Regions from separate parts of the Homo sapiens genome. Here regions 2 and 3 are each linked to region 1. Evidence: chromatin contacts called from ENCODE Hi-C or POLR2A ChIA-PET data. All regions are on one chromosome and are shown on one strand. The core of a region is the stretch at or near the end of the contact, and the rest is flanking DNA. Distances in the headings are between cores, read along the strand shown.

Evidence for each region. Hi-C counts contacts between places; a loop is a spot of excess contacts on that map. ChIA-PET counts read pairs that join two places held with the same protein, here RNA polymerase II (POLR2A). Pooled maps may share reads with other maps.
Region 2: a map of CD4-positive, alpha-beta T cell shows a loop between it and region 1 (5-fold over the local background). The contact joins two enhancer-like sites. A Hi-C loop is called at or near these places in 1 of 168 maps with a recorded cell type or tissue (CD4-positive, alpha-beta T cell) and 7 of 50 pooled maps. POLR2A ChIA-PET finds 5 or more read pairs at or near these places in 2 of 52 experiments (Panc1 and activated CD4-positive, alpha-beta T cell).
Region 3: a pooled map shows a loop between it and region 1 (3-fold over the local background). The contact joins two enhancer-like sites. A Hi-C loop is called at or near these places in 5 of 50 pooled maps. POLR2A ChIA-PET finds 5 or more read pairs at or near these places in 2 of 52 experiments (CD4-positive, alpha-beta memory T cell and activated CD4-positive, alpha-beta T cell).

Annotation. Positions count from the first base shown.
Region 1 is chr12:104,718,418-104,722,231 of GRCh38, forward strand. All of the region lies in intron 2 of CHST11 (carbohydrate sulfotransferase 11), which reads left to right. Among named protein-coding and RNA genes, the nearest start is that of MIR3922, 130 kb to the left of the region's middle. RefSeq lists enhancers at 1,941-2,030, 2,089-2,717, 2,691-2,740. Within about 2 kb of position 2,219, at least 21 of the 41 ENCODE cell types and tissues checked have a DNase peak (open chromatin) inside an H3K27ac peak, as active enhancers do; they include CD4-positive, alpha-beta T cell, where a contact is called at or near this core.
Region 2 is chr12:104,492,574-104,496,227 of GRCh38, forward strand. The region is part of intron 1 of CHST11 (carbohydrate sulfotransferase 11); the gene reads left to right. Among named protein-coding and RNA genes, the nearest start is that of CHST11, 37 kb to the left of the region's middle. RefSeq lists enhancers at 723-892, 1,515-1,704. Within about 2 kb of position 2,383, at least 13 of the 41 ENCODE cell types and tissues checked have a DNase peak (open chromatin) inside an H3K27ac peak, as active enhancers do; they include CD4-positive, alpha-beta T cell, where a contact is called at or near this core.
Region 3 is chr12:104,476,332-104,480,403 of GRCh38, forward strand. All of the region lies in intron 1 of CHST11 (carbohydrate sulfotransferase 11), which reads left to right. Among named protein-coding and RNA genes, the nearest start is that of CHST11, 21 kb to the left of the region's middle. RefSeq lists an enhancer at 2,390-2,439. Within about 2 kb of position 2,225, at least 10 of the 41 ENCODE cell types and tissues checked have a DNase peak (open chromatin) inside an H3K27ac peak, as active enhancers do.

The DNA.
Region 1 (3,814 bases), core at 969-3,468:
CCTACTGCTTAGATACGGAGACTGAGGCTGACAAGGATTGTGTGGCCAGCCCAGTGTCACTCAGCTGTTCAGTGAGCTGCCTGGGCTCTTTCTCCACATCACACTGCCTTCCGTGTGTTACTAATGAAGAATGAATTTCTAGAAAATGAATATTTTCAAAACACTCCCTGCCACCTGCAGTCCCTTTGAGGAGTGGCGATTGTTTGTAGTTCCCCAGGCCCCCCATAGAGGTAAGCAATCACTCCTACTTTAGAACTGAAATTGGGGGCGTCTCCTCCCTGCCACCCAGGACTGTCATTTAGCCAGCCAGCCTGAAGACTGCAGCAAGCAGGCAGATGCAATGCTTGCGAGAGTAAACTTGGCCAGTCTCCCAGGAACTCCTTAATGAAAAATTTCATTCCGGTGGACGAGAGTGGAGTCGACACAGTCCTCATTACTGCCCAGGTCTAAATTAAACAAGACAAGGGAGGTTCTTGAGGAGCAAGGCAGAAGTTACTGAAGGCTTGAACAGTAAATTGCAGGAAAGGAGCTTCTGTCGGGGAAGGTTCTCCGACTTTCCAGGGTGCATGGAACCCCAATGCATTTCTCCTTTGGAGGATCAACGGCCACTTAGGTTGAGGGTACAGAATGGGGCACAGTAAACCCAGCCTCCTCATCCTTCCCTCTCTTGCTGGGTGAGGGCTGGGCTGCAGGCGCGGCCCCCAGGACTCTGCCTTGGTGGCTATGGTTCCAGAATGGTGACGCCCGGAAGCAGACACTCCGCAACGTACTGTCTTCTAGGCTGACAGCTCTTGCCTCCCCAGCTTGAATACATGCTCAGTGGGCCAGGGTTGAGTTCTGGAGTCCCCATGTCCCTTTGTAGTGACACCAGCATCTCTTTCTAGATAAGGGGCTTGCATAAAGAAATGCCATGTTGGCTTACAAGTAGGAAATCATGTTCTTTCCCATCAATTGGATTTCTAGGTGACCACCTGAGATCCGAAGTTCTGGAAGTCAACACACCATCCACCCACGCTCCCCTTGCCCACTTCACTCTGTCTCTCTCGTGCACAGGTGCACGCACACAGGGCTCAGGCTGCAGTCCGACAGAAACATAGGCTTCCTGCCATTAATTGGAGGGCCCTGACTGCAGACACAGCATAACTATCTATTCATAGTCTTTTTTTAATTCTAAGAAATGCTGCTCTAGCTATTACCTACTTCAGGGCAAATGACTGGCTGGCGTTATCAGCATTTTTCAAGTTATAAACACCCCCTCTTAGCTGGGACCCCTCTTTATTTTCAGTGTTCTTCAGAATGAGGAGTTGGGGCATGGCCAGCCGGCCCTGGCTGTGGCATGGAGGATGGACTGGCCCTGGGCACTCAGGGAGGGGTGGCGGGGGCTGCACCCCATGGCCAGGGGACAGTTACAGGCACCACTGTCCCCAGATGCCCCAGGGAACACTGTGTCCCAGCTGCTTCTACGTAACAATCCAGGCCATGGCTTTCCTTGTCTTGCACCCATTTCCTGGAGGAAAAGCGGGAATGGTTTAGGAATGGGTCCCTGCTCCGTGGCTCCTGAGAAGAATTCCCTCTCTCCAGACTAACGCTGGTGTCCAGGCACTTTTCCGCCTTTAGATCCAAAGCTATGGAGGGGCTTGTAAACATGTTGCTTTTTGTAAATTGAATAAGTGGACTTGTCTAGTTTCGTAAACATTGCTGGCGGCATCCGGAGCCCCAAGAAGCACGCTTCCTCCTGAAACACTGCCCTGCAGGCAGGACAGCTCCCCGACTCTGGCATCAGCTGCCATGTCTTGAGAGTCTACTGTGTGCCAAGCATTTTACCTGCAGAGTCTAATTTTATCCTCAATCTTATGCAGTGGGTACCAGGATTTTCCCTTTTTACAGATGAAGAAACTGGAATTGAGGAAGGCCGAGTTGCTCCCCACAGCCTCACGATCGTGAGAGGCAGGGCTGGGACTCATGGCGTCCAAGGCGTTTGGTGCTGTGTCTCTCCCTGAGGGCTGCGTGCAGCCTCCCCTTCCAGACCCCGCACGGTATTTCCTCATCCAGGAAGACAGGACCTAGGGCTGGACGGCAGCTACACTCATGTCATGCGCTGGGAGGGTCTCCCGGGGTCTCCCCAGGACCACGGCCACCTACCACCCCTGTCCCCTGAAGATAAATGATCGCAGCTGCAAATTTCAAACAGTGTGACGTGCTGCGGTCGGCAGCCAAGACAAAAAACCCACAGACGTTTGGCCTTTGAGGCAGAGGAACACCACGAGCTTTCTGTTGCTTTTCTTTTGATCTGCTGTTTGATTTTAAAAAGGGGAAAAAAAAAATGGAGAGGATCAGTGAGTAGAAATCTAATTTGAAAAAAAAACAAAACAAGTTCACAAAAACAGGAAATGTCGTCTACCGTGGACCAGTCGCTGCTGCTTTGGGACTTTTAAAATGACAGCACGTCTTATAGACGCCGTTCACCTCTCCTAGTGAGCCTGGAATTCTGGGGCTCAGAGGAGCAAGGTTGAGAGGTCGTGGATGTAGGAAGGGCGGAGAAACCATCTCATGTGCCCCGCAGCGTTTGCTCCAGGGCCGGGGCTGGTCCTCGGCTAAGCTGGCTTCCTTGGTTTTTCTAAAGGAAGACTCATGACTTCCCTGAGAAATGTTTGCTTACAAAAGACTGAAACCCACCCTGTGGTGCTGAAACCAAGGGGAATTTAATGCAAGAGCAAACCCTAAAGCCAGAAGCTGGGTTTGGGCCTGGCCCCATCCCCATCCCCATCTCATCAGGCATCACAGATTTAAGGAGTAGGGCTGTGGGTCCCTGGTGCTCTCTGAGCCCTTAAGTCTCTGGTGGGGCTTATCTCTGTGTCTCTCTTTCTCTCCCACACAGATACAGACACACACAGCCACACACACACCAGAGCTACCTCAGAATGGTGCCTTCAGCATAGAGCCTTTAATCCCACATGGGTCCAGGGCCCCACTGGCTCACTGTCTCTGACCGTCTGTGCCACCTTTATGGGAAAGAGAGTCAGATCGGTTCATGTATCTCTGTGCCTCAGCTTCCTCTTCTGCAAAATAGGAATGCTAATGGTATTTCTATCCCGGAATGTCTGTGAAGGTGCCATGGGTTAGACAGTGTGCTCAACTCATTCAAACTCAGGCAAGTGTACCCCTGCGCCTGATAGAGAATGAGTGCTCAAAATGGGGTGTGACTACTGTCCTTCCTATTGTACAGCGTCCCTGGTATAAGGAGTTACGTGAACAAACGTTTTCAGAGCCACCTCAAAGAGAACACAACCAGCATAGAAAAAAAAATAGATCGTTTCACTGAAAGAACCACTATAAATACTCCATGATAAGTCAGATTTCTGGAAGATATTGTATAATTTTCAAAGCACTGCCACATACATGGCTCAGGCGATTCCCCCAATATTCTGAGATATTACTGAGACTAATAAACAAGGAAATAAGAAGTTAAGGTATTGCCTGAGGTTGCACTGTCTGCAAGTGATGGAGTTTAAACTCAGATCCACGTCCCACCTCTAAATTCTCTGTGGGTTTGTTGTTGTTTGCCTGTTTGGTTTTGGGGGGTTTTTTTGAGACAGGGTCTTGCTCTGTCACCCAAGCTGGCGTGCAGTGATGCAGTCATAGCTCACTGCAGCCTGGACCTCCCAGGCTCAAACCATCCGCTCCCCTCAGTCCCTGGAGTAGCTGGGACTACTGGCGCATACTACCACACTCAGCTAAGTGTGTGTGTGTGTGTGTGTGTGTGTGTGTGTGTATGAGATTTTACCATTGTTGCCTGGGCTGGTCTTGAATTCCT
Region 2 (3,654 bases), core at 1,133-3,632, 230 kb before region 1:
GAATAAATCCCTTTTAATGCCCTTTGGAAGTTGCAAGTAAAGAATAGGATCCCTTTTTAAGATTACACTTTTGGCTATTGATCTGTGTGTCTGGAACAAGATACAGTTTGAAGATACTACCATGGGACATGACATCAGTTGAGCTGATTAAGGTTTTAGTAATAAGAATCCAGGATGTGTCCGGGTGCGGTGGCTCACGCCTGTAATCCTAGCATTTTGGGAGACCGAGGCGGGCAGATCACGAGGTCAGCAGTTTGAGACCAGCCTGACCAACATGGTGAAACCCCGTCTCTACTAAAAAATACAAAAATTAGCCGGGTATGGTGGTGTCCACCTGTAATCCTAGCTACTCAGGAGGCTGAGGCAGGAGAATTTCTTGAACCCGGGAGGCGGAGGTTGCAGTGAGCCGAGATCACACCAGTGCACTCCAGCCTGGGCAACAGAGCAAGACCCAGTCTCAGGAAAAAAAAAAAATCCAGGACGTAACTGAGGAAAATGAAGTGGAAATGAAATGCACACTTACCTATAGCTGTGTTTCCTACTGTCAGTGAGGTCAGATGTTTTTGACCAAAAAAAGATCGGAAAGTGAAATAAAACTAATGGAAATGGTGCACGATGGCTCAGTGGTTTGCAAGCAATGCAGATGGCCTCAGCCATTCACATTCAGGCAGGAGCCGCTGATCCTAGTGTTTACCTTGGAGCTGGTATCCAGTAATGTGGCAAGATGTTTATTGCTTTCTCATCAGATGATGGATGTGGAAGAGAATGTTTTTGCCCTGGAACCAGGTAGGCCTTGGGCTACTTAATTTGCTCTTTAATAGACATAGGTGTTCTTGAAGTACACCTGTCATTCCCTTAACAGAGCACCTATGAGGTGCCAGGTGCTGAGGGTTCGTTGGTGAATGAAGTACATTTTGTGGCTTCTAATCCAGTGGCTTTGGACATGTCCTGGTGAGAGGGGTGGAAATAGTGTATGCGAATGTGTGTCAAATGCCTCAGAAGTGGGAAATGGAGGGAGAGTTTGAAGGCCTGAAGGCGTTCCATCAAAGCTTCCTTCCTTGCCGTCTCTACCCTTCCCTCAACTCTGGCTCAGGCAAATGCTCAAAGTGACTCACCCTGGTAGGCACGGAAAGACAAGAGAGACTTGGATGTAGAAAGACACATTTACAGTTTGTGGAGGGCCGTCCCTTCGGACACATTTCATCAGTGGGTGTGATGCTGCCTGTGGTATCACATGTGCAGCAGCAGGGTGTTCGGTTTTGTTTTTTGAGACTGGGTCTTGCTCTGTCACCCAGGCTGAAGTGCAGTGGCACCATCTTGGCTCACTGCAGCCTCCATCTCTTGGGCTCAAGTGATCTTCCCACCCCAGCCTCCCAAGTAGCTGGGACTAAACACACACACCACCATGCCTGGGTAATCTTTTGAGATCTCACTGTATTGTCCAGGCTGGTCTTGAATTTCCGGGCTCAAGCAAGCCTTCTGCCTTGGCCTCCCAAAGTGTTGGGATTATAGTGTGAGCCACCGTGCCTGGCCTAACAAGATGTCTGTATGTGAAGCCACATTCCTGGCCCATCCACAGTCACGAGGACTTGGGACTACAGGCTGGGTGACAAAATTGAGCTGATTTCCCCAAATCTCCAAGGAGATCCCCTCTGAAGAGATGCCGTGCCGATGAGAGACAGAGCCTGCACCACGAAGCAAAGGCAGGAGCTTGTGAGCTTGTGAGCTGACCCCTCTGGCCTTGGCCTCTTAGTGTCTATAGCCCGTCACTGCCTTAAAGCCACCACATCACATGTCACTGTTCTTCAACACTGCTCTTATTTGAATGTCTCAGTGATAACATCTCAGAAATGAAAAACAGGGTCTCCACTTCTGAGGATGTGACAAGTGAGTTGGAGGCAGTTTCCCAGGGGAAGGATTTTTGTCTCAAAGCATTAAAATAGAATCCGTTCTAAGTCAGAATATTCCTTTTAAAGTTAACTTCACAAAACTTCTCTGATCTTGATCCTCTTGCTAGCAGCTGACTGCCGAGGATGGGTTCCAGCGCTTCTCAGAACAATGTCGTAGGCGTATTAGCTCTGTAAGTCACCACGAATTCAGAATAATAACTGTGGGGTGGGGTGCGGGCTCACTGATTGACTCGGAGGCATCTAGAGTTCATTTTGTAAAACACTTAAACAATTCAGGGTGTTTTGTTTTGTGGGTAGATTTTTAAAAATAATTTTAAAAATGTAAAATTGTGGTTAAAAAAGCACAATGTAAACTTTACCATTTTAATCCTTTTTAAGAGTACGGGTCAGCAGTGGTAAGTATATTCATACTGTTGTGCAACAGATCTCCAGAACTTTTTTGTTTTGCGAAACTGACATGCTGTACCCACTAAGCAAACAACAACTCCCCATTTTCTCAGACCCCCTGAGCTTCCAGTAACCACCGTTCTACTTTCTGTTTCTATGAGTTTGATAACTTGAGACACTTCAGATGCGTGGAGTCATACAGTATTTCTGTTTTTGGGACTGGGTTATTTTGCTTAGCTTAATGTCCTCAGAGTTCGTCCATGTTGTAGCATGTGACAGGATTCCTTCCTTTTTAAGGCTGAATAATTCATTGTATGTGTACACCACATTTTGTTTATCTGTTCTTCAGTTGATGGGCATCTGGGTTGTTCCTGTGTCTTGGCTGTTGTGGATACTGCTGCTGTGAACATAGGTGTGTAAATATCTCTCCGGAATCCTGCTTTCAATTCTTTTGAAAGAATTGAAAGAAGTGGGATTGCCAGGTTTTGTGGTAATTCTATTTTAAATTTTTTGAGGGCCCACCACACTCTTTTCCACAGTGGTCGTGCCATTTTATATTCCTACCAACAGTACACAAGGGTTCCAGTTTCCCCACATCCTTGCCAACACTTGTTACTTTCTAATTTTATTTTTTTTTGATAGTCACAGTCCTAGTAGGTGTAAAGGAATATCTTATTATGGTTAAACAGTGTAGTTTTATTATTTATACTTCAGGTAACCAATACATAAATTAGTACTAATAAAAATTGATAACTACTATTTATTGAGTGCTTATTAAGTGTTCTAAGCATCTTGCATGACTTAATTCTCATTACATCTCTGTGAGGAAGAGGTTCCATTTTTACCCATTTTATAGATGAGGAAATTGAGGCTTGGAGAATGTAAGGAACTCATACAAGGTCACACAACGAACTGAAGCCTGTGCCTGGATTTGAACCCAACCGTCTGGCTACTAGGGTGTTCTCTGGCTTTCTTTTCCTAATTGACTATGCTCTTTAAAATTCACATCTTCAGCTGACCCATATCAAGAAAGTTATAGAAGATAATGACATCCTGACTCCTGAATGGAGTTCCTTGAAGTGCCCAGGAATGAAAACTTGGAATAAGGCCCATGCCTCAGTCATCACTGATGCCTCGGATAGCAGACTTAAGCGAGGGCTTTAGAAATAGTGGCCTAGTCTCCTAAGCCCTGGGCTTGTAAAATACTCTGTACTTTTTTGGTTTGAATTCCCTTGTTAAATGAATAATAGAAAATGTGAGGAGAGAGGCACAACATTTTTTTCTTGACACTATTCCACTTTGAGTTTGGTTTCTATTCCAAATCTGTGTGTGTGTGTGGCAGTGGGGAGGAAGGTGT
Region 3 (4,072 bases), core at 975-3,474, 240 kb before region 1:
ATATACACATATATGTAAGATATGTAATATATGTGTGTATATATATTTACAAAGATGAAATCGTCAGGCTTACAGTGTATTTTGCTTTTTCCATGTAGCACCGAATCATGGGCATTTTCTCATGTCATTCAGTTTTCTCTGACAACACTGTAATATTCCATCAGATGGATGTATTTTCATTTTGCCATTCTCCTTTGTTGAATATTTTTGAGAAAGATTTTCCCTTTTAAAAAAATGCCGTTTTTTTTGTAAACTAAACTTTTGTCTGAGTTTCTTAATGTCCCTTTCAGATAAAATTTCAGAGGGGCAATTCAGAGGTTATAAACCTTTGAAGGCTCTTGATAAGTGTAACCAAATTATTTTCTAGAAGATTGTATCTATTGATGCTCCAACCAGCAGTGTGTGAATATGTCCATCTTACTATATCCCAGCTCCTTTGATTAAGCTGTCATCCAGATTCCTGATGGAGCCTTCCTCTATCTCAACATTCATGCTTGCATTGAGTTTTTGGTCCATACTAGATTATAGGCTTCTGGAGGCCACAAACTGTGTCCCCAGTCCCTGGCGTATGACAGACTTGTAATAAAATAAATGTTTGTTGCATACATGCTTGCATGTCTGAATGAATGAGCCAAGGAAGGTAAGGAGAGGTTTCACTTGATCTGGGAAGAGAACAGAACTTTCTTCAGATGTCACAAAGTATCTTATTAATGGGCTTCCAGGGATAGGGGGATTCATGAATGGACAAGTAGCTTGCTGTAAAGCCACCTCCATACCCTCAGTGCCTGTCCAAGAGTCCTATAATAGATCATCCTTAGGATTCAAATTCAATGAAAAGATACATTTTCACTGCTACTCACTAGGTACCCATTACAGGTGTTAAATCATTTAGTCTTCTCCACAGCCTGGCGAGGAGAACTGGCCTCATCCTCATTTTTAGGTGGGACTCAGAGAAGTTTTGTAATTAACTTAAAGTAACCCAGCTAGTAGTTGGTGGAGCTCGGATGCCCTGGCTCATCTGACTCAAAGTGCTCTAATAAGAACTTCTCTCTGCAAAGCGTGGGCTGGCATCTGCGAGAAAAATTTCTTTTTGTGATTTAGGAGGAAAAACATATGGAGAAACCCTATTGTCTGAATGCTGCGTCTCTCCCTAATTCATGTGTTGAAACCTAATCCCCAATATGAGGCTCTTAGAAGGTGGTGGTCTTTGGGACGTGATTAGGTCATGAGGGAGCCCTCATGAATGGGATTAGTGCCCTTATAAAAGAGACCCCAGAGAGACCCTCACCTCTTGTGCCATGGGAGGACACAGTGAGAACCAGGAAGTGGGACCTTTCCAGACACCAAATCTGCCAGTGCCTCGATCTTGGACTTTCCAGCCTCCAGAACTGTTTGAGCAATAAATTTCTGTAGTTTACAAGCCACCTAGTGCAGGATATTTTGATATAGCAGTCCAAATGGACTAAGACAAGGAACGATCCTTGAGCTGAAAGGAAAATGAACAATTGCTCTGCAGTTGGAAAGACACAATGATAGCTCTAGGAGGCATTGTGCACTCAATTGTCCTCAACTGATTGGAGAAAGGAATTCAGTTATGAGGAAGTTCATTTAGTGAGAAGGTCTAAGAGCTCTTCACATGTCTCCTATGACTCTAAGAAGGGTGATGGCTGGCAGCACCCTGAGAATGAAGCCTCTCCAGGGAGCTGTGTGTTGATGGGGCTCTCAAGTTTGGGAAGCAACCCCCCTAACAGGAAGTGGGGGTGGGAGACAGGGAGAGAAAAACCAAAGCAAACCCATAACTCAAACTGTATCTTTCTTCTTGCAAAAGTGAAAGACATTGCTGATCGTTACACACACACACACAAACACACACGGCAGATGGAGCTTCCTGTGTAGTATTTCTGTTACTTATATCTCCAGAAGGAAGGCCTGGGTATATTTTAATTTTATTATTTTCTTTTCTTAAACATTAAAAAAATGATTTCCACTAGCCCATACCAGAGACCCCAAAATACACTGTAAGTAAAAATGTGATGTTTGCCACGTGAATGCAGTGCCAGCACCTCTCTTCCACCAGGTCCACGTCCCTAAGCCTTTTTATATCTGAATTCTGGAGTCTCCACTGACCCCTTCCCCATAGTCTCTTTTATGTACACCCTGACTTCCCAGCAGCAGAGTGCCGAGATGGAAGCGGATGAGGGGAAGTGAGAATAAGTCTAAAATAGCTGTCTATTAGGTTTCCTGTTAAGTAGGATGTGGTCAGTTAGCTTCGGTTATCTGTAAGTCTAGTTCAGGCTGTTCCTGTTAACAGCTGAGTATTCACGGGGCCCCAGAGCATGGAGGTGCTTGCCTGGGAAGGAAAGCAATTATCAGAAATGTTGGGGCCCAGTCACTACCTTGAGGAAAACCGGTGGGATTTAGCCTTTTGGGAAATAAAGGTGGTGTTCCCTGTGGCCATCAGCAGCAGTGGCAGGCAATTTCAAGAGCTTCAGGAGGTGACTGGAACCATCTAGTCTCTGGTCATTTGGGGGATGAGATGACATGGTTTGGTTCTTAACACATAGTGGGAGAGGCAGTGAACTGGTGCCTTCATTCTAGGGGGTTATTGAAAAGGAGGTTTTTAAAACTGGAAATGACAACATGGAAGGAGCCTTTAAACAGTGCATGTCCAAGGCATGTCCAAGGAAAAGCCGTTTTCAAAAGAGTCACCTGTCTTTACTTGGCATTTCCAAACTTGCCTCAGATATCTTTCTGAGGGACTCTTAACGTATTGGTAGAAATTGGATGCAACTCCTTCCTTTCCCAACCCAACTCAAATTGGTTTAAGCAAAAAAAAAGGGCCCCCCCTTTTTTTTGGCTCAGGGAACTGAGCCAAACTCAGTGTGGCAGAGACCAAGCACCCTAGCATGTGATTGTTCATGCTGTGTCTGTCTCCTCATGGTGGCAAGATGGCTGCCTGCGGTTCCAGCCTCCATCCTAGCCTTTCAGCAGTCCCAGTAGAAAGAGAGAGTACTTCTTTTTTCCAGCAGTTTCCACAAAAGTTCTGGAATGTAAAGTTCTTAAGGGCAGGGATTTTTATATTTTGTTTACTGTCATCCCCAGCTCCTAGAACGGTGCCTGTCCTACAGCAAGTGTTCAGTAAAAATCTGTTGAGTGAGCAAATCTCATTGGTGTGGCCGGGATCACATGCCCAGTTTGAGAGTAAGGTTGGGAGTGAGAGAAAGAAAACTGGAGATGCTCTTATCCAAGACAGGCATCAGATCTTGTTTTTCTGATGAATAACAACCAAGAGAGGCAAGAGGTAAAAAATATATAATTAGATTTTAAAAAGTCTTGCACTCTTAGGTAGTAGGTAGTATGCTAGGAAGTTTTTTGCCACTAGGAAAACCTATTTGGACTGAAAATGGCCGCATGAACTTTTGATTCTGTTTACCTCCTGTTGCTAGAAGACAAATGTGTTCCTATGGCTTGAAGAAGCCACAGGACATATTTTTCTCATGTATGCATGCCACTTGTTGAAGATGGCTCACCACCATGTCTGCCTTCCTGCCAGTGGGAAGAGGGAGAGAGGTCCAGCGGAGGGCATTCCCCTTGGATCCATCACTTTTGCTTAAATCTCACTTAGCTCCAGCCATTTATGTCTGTGGGGGAGGCTGGGAAAGGTAGTCTTCATTCCGTGTGGTCATGTGCTAAACTTGTGTTTTCTTTATTCTAAAGGAAGACAGAGAATGGATATTGGGGGTCAACCAGGAGTTCTGCTGCAAAAGGTTCTATACTTTAGTTGGTCAGTGCTCTGAGCCCCTGTTGAATTCAGGCCTATCTTTCATAAACATCTGCTTAGTCAGTGCACTGAGTTGATAGTGTCCCCGCCCCCCCCTCCAAATTCATGTTCTTCCTGGAACCTCAGAATGTGACTTGACTTGGAAATAGGGGCATTGCAAATATAGTTAGTTAAGATGAAGTCAACCAGGTGCAGTGGCTCCCACCTGTAATCCCAGCACTTTGGGAGGCTGAGGTGGGTGGATCACGAGGTCAGGAGTTTGAGACCAGCCTGGCCAAGATGGTGAAACCC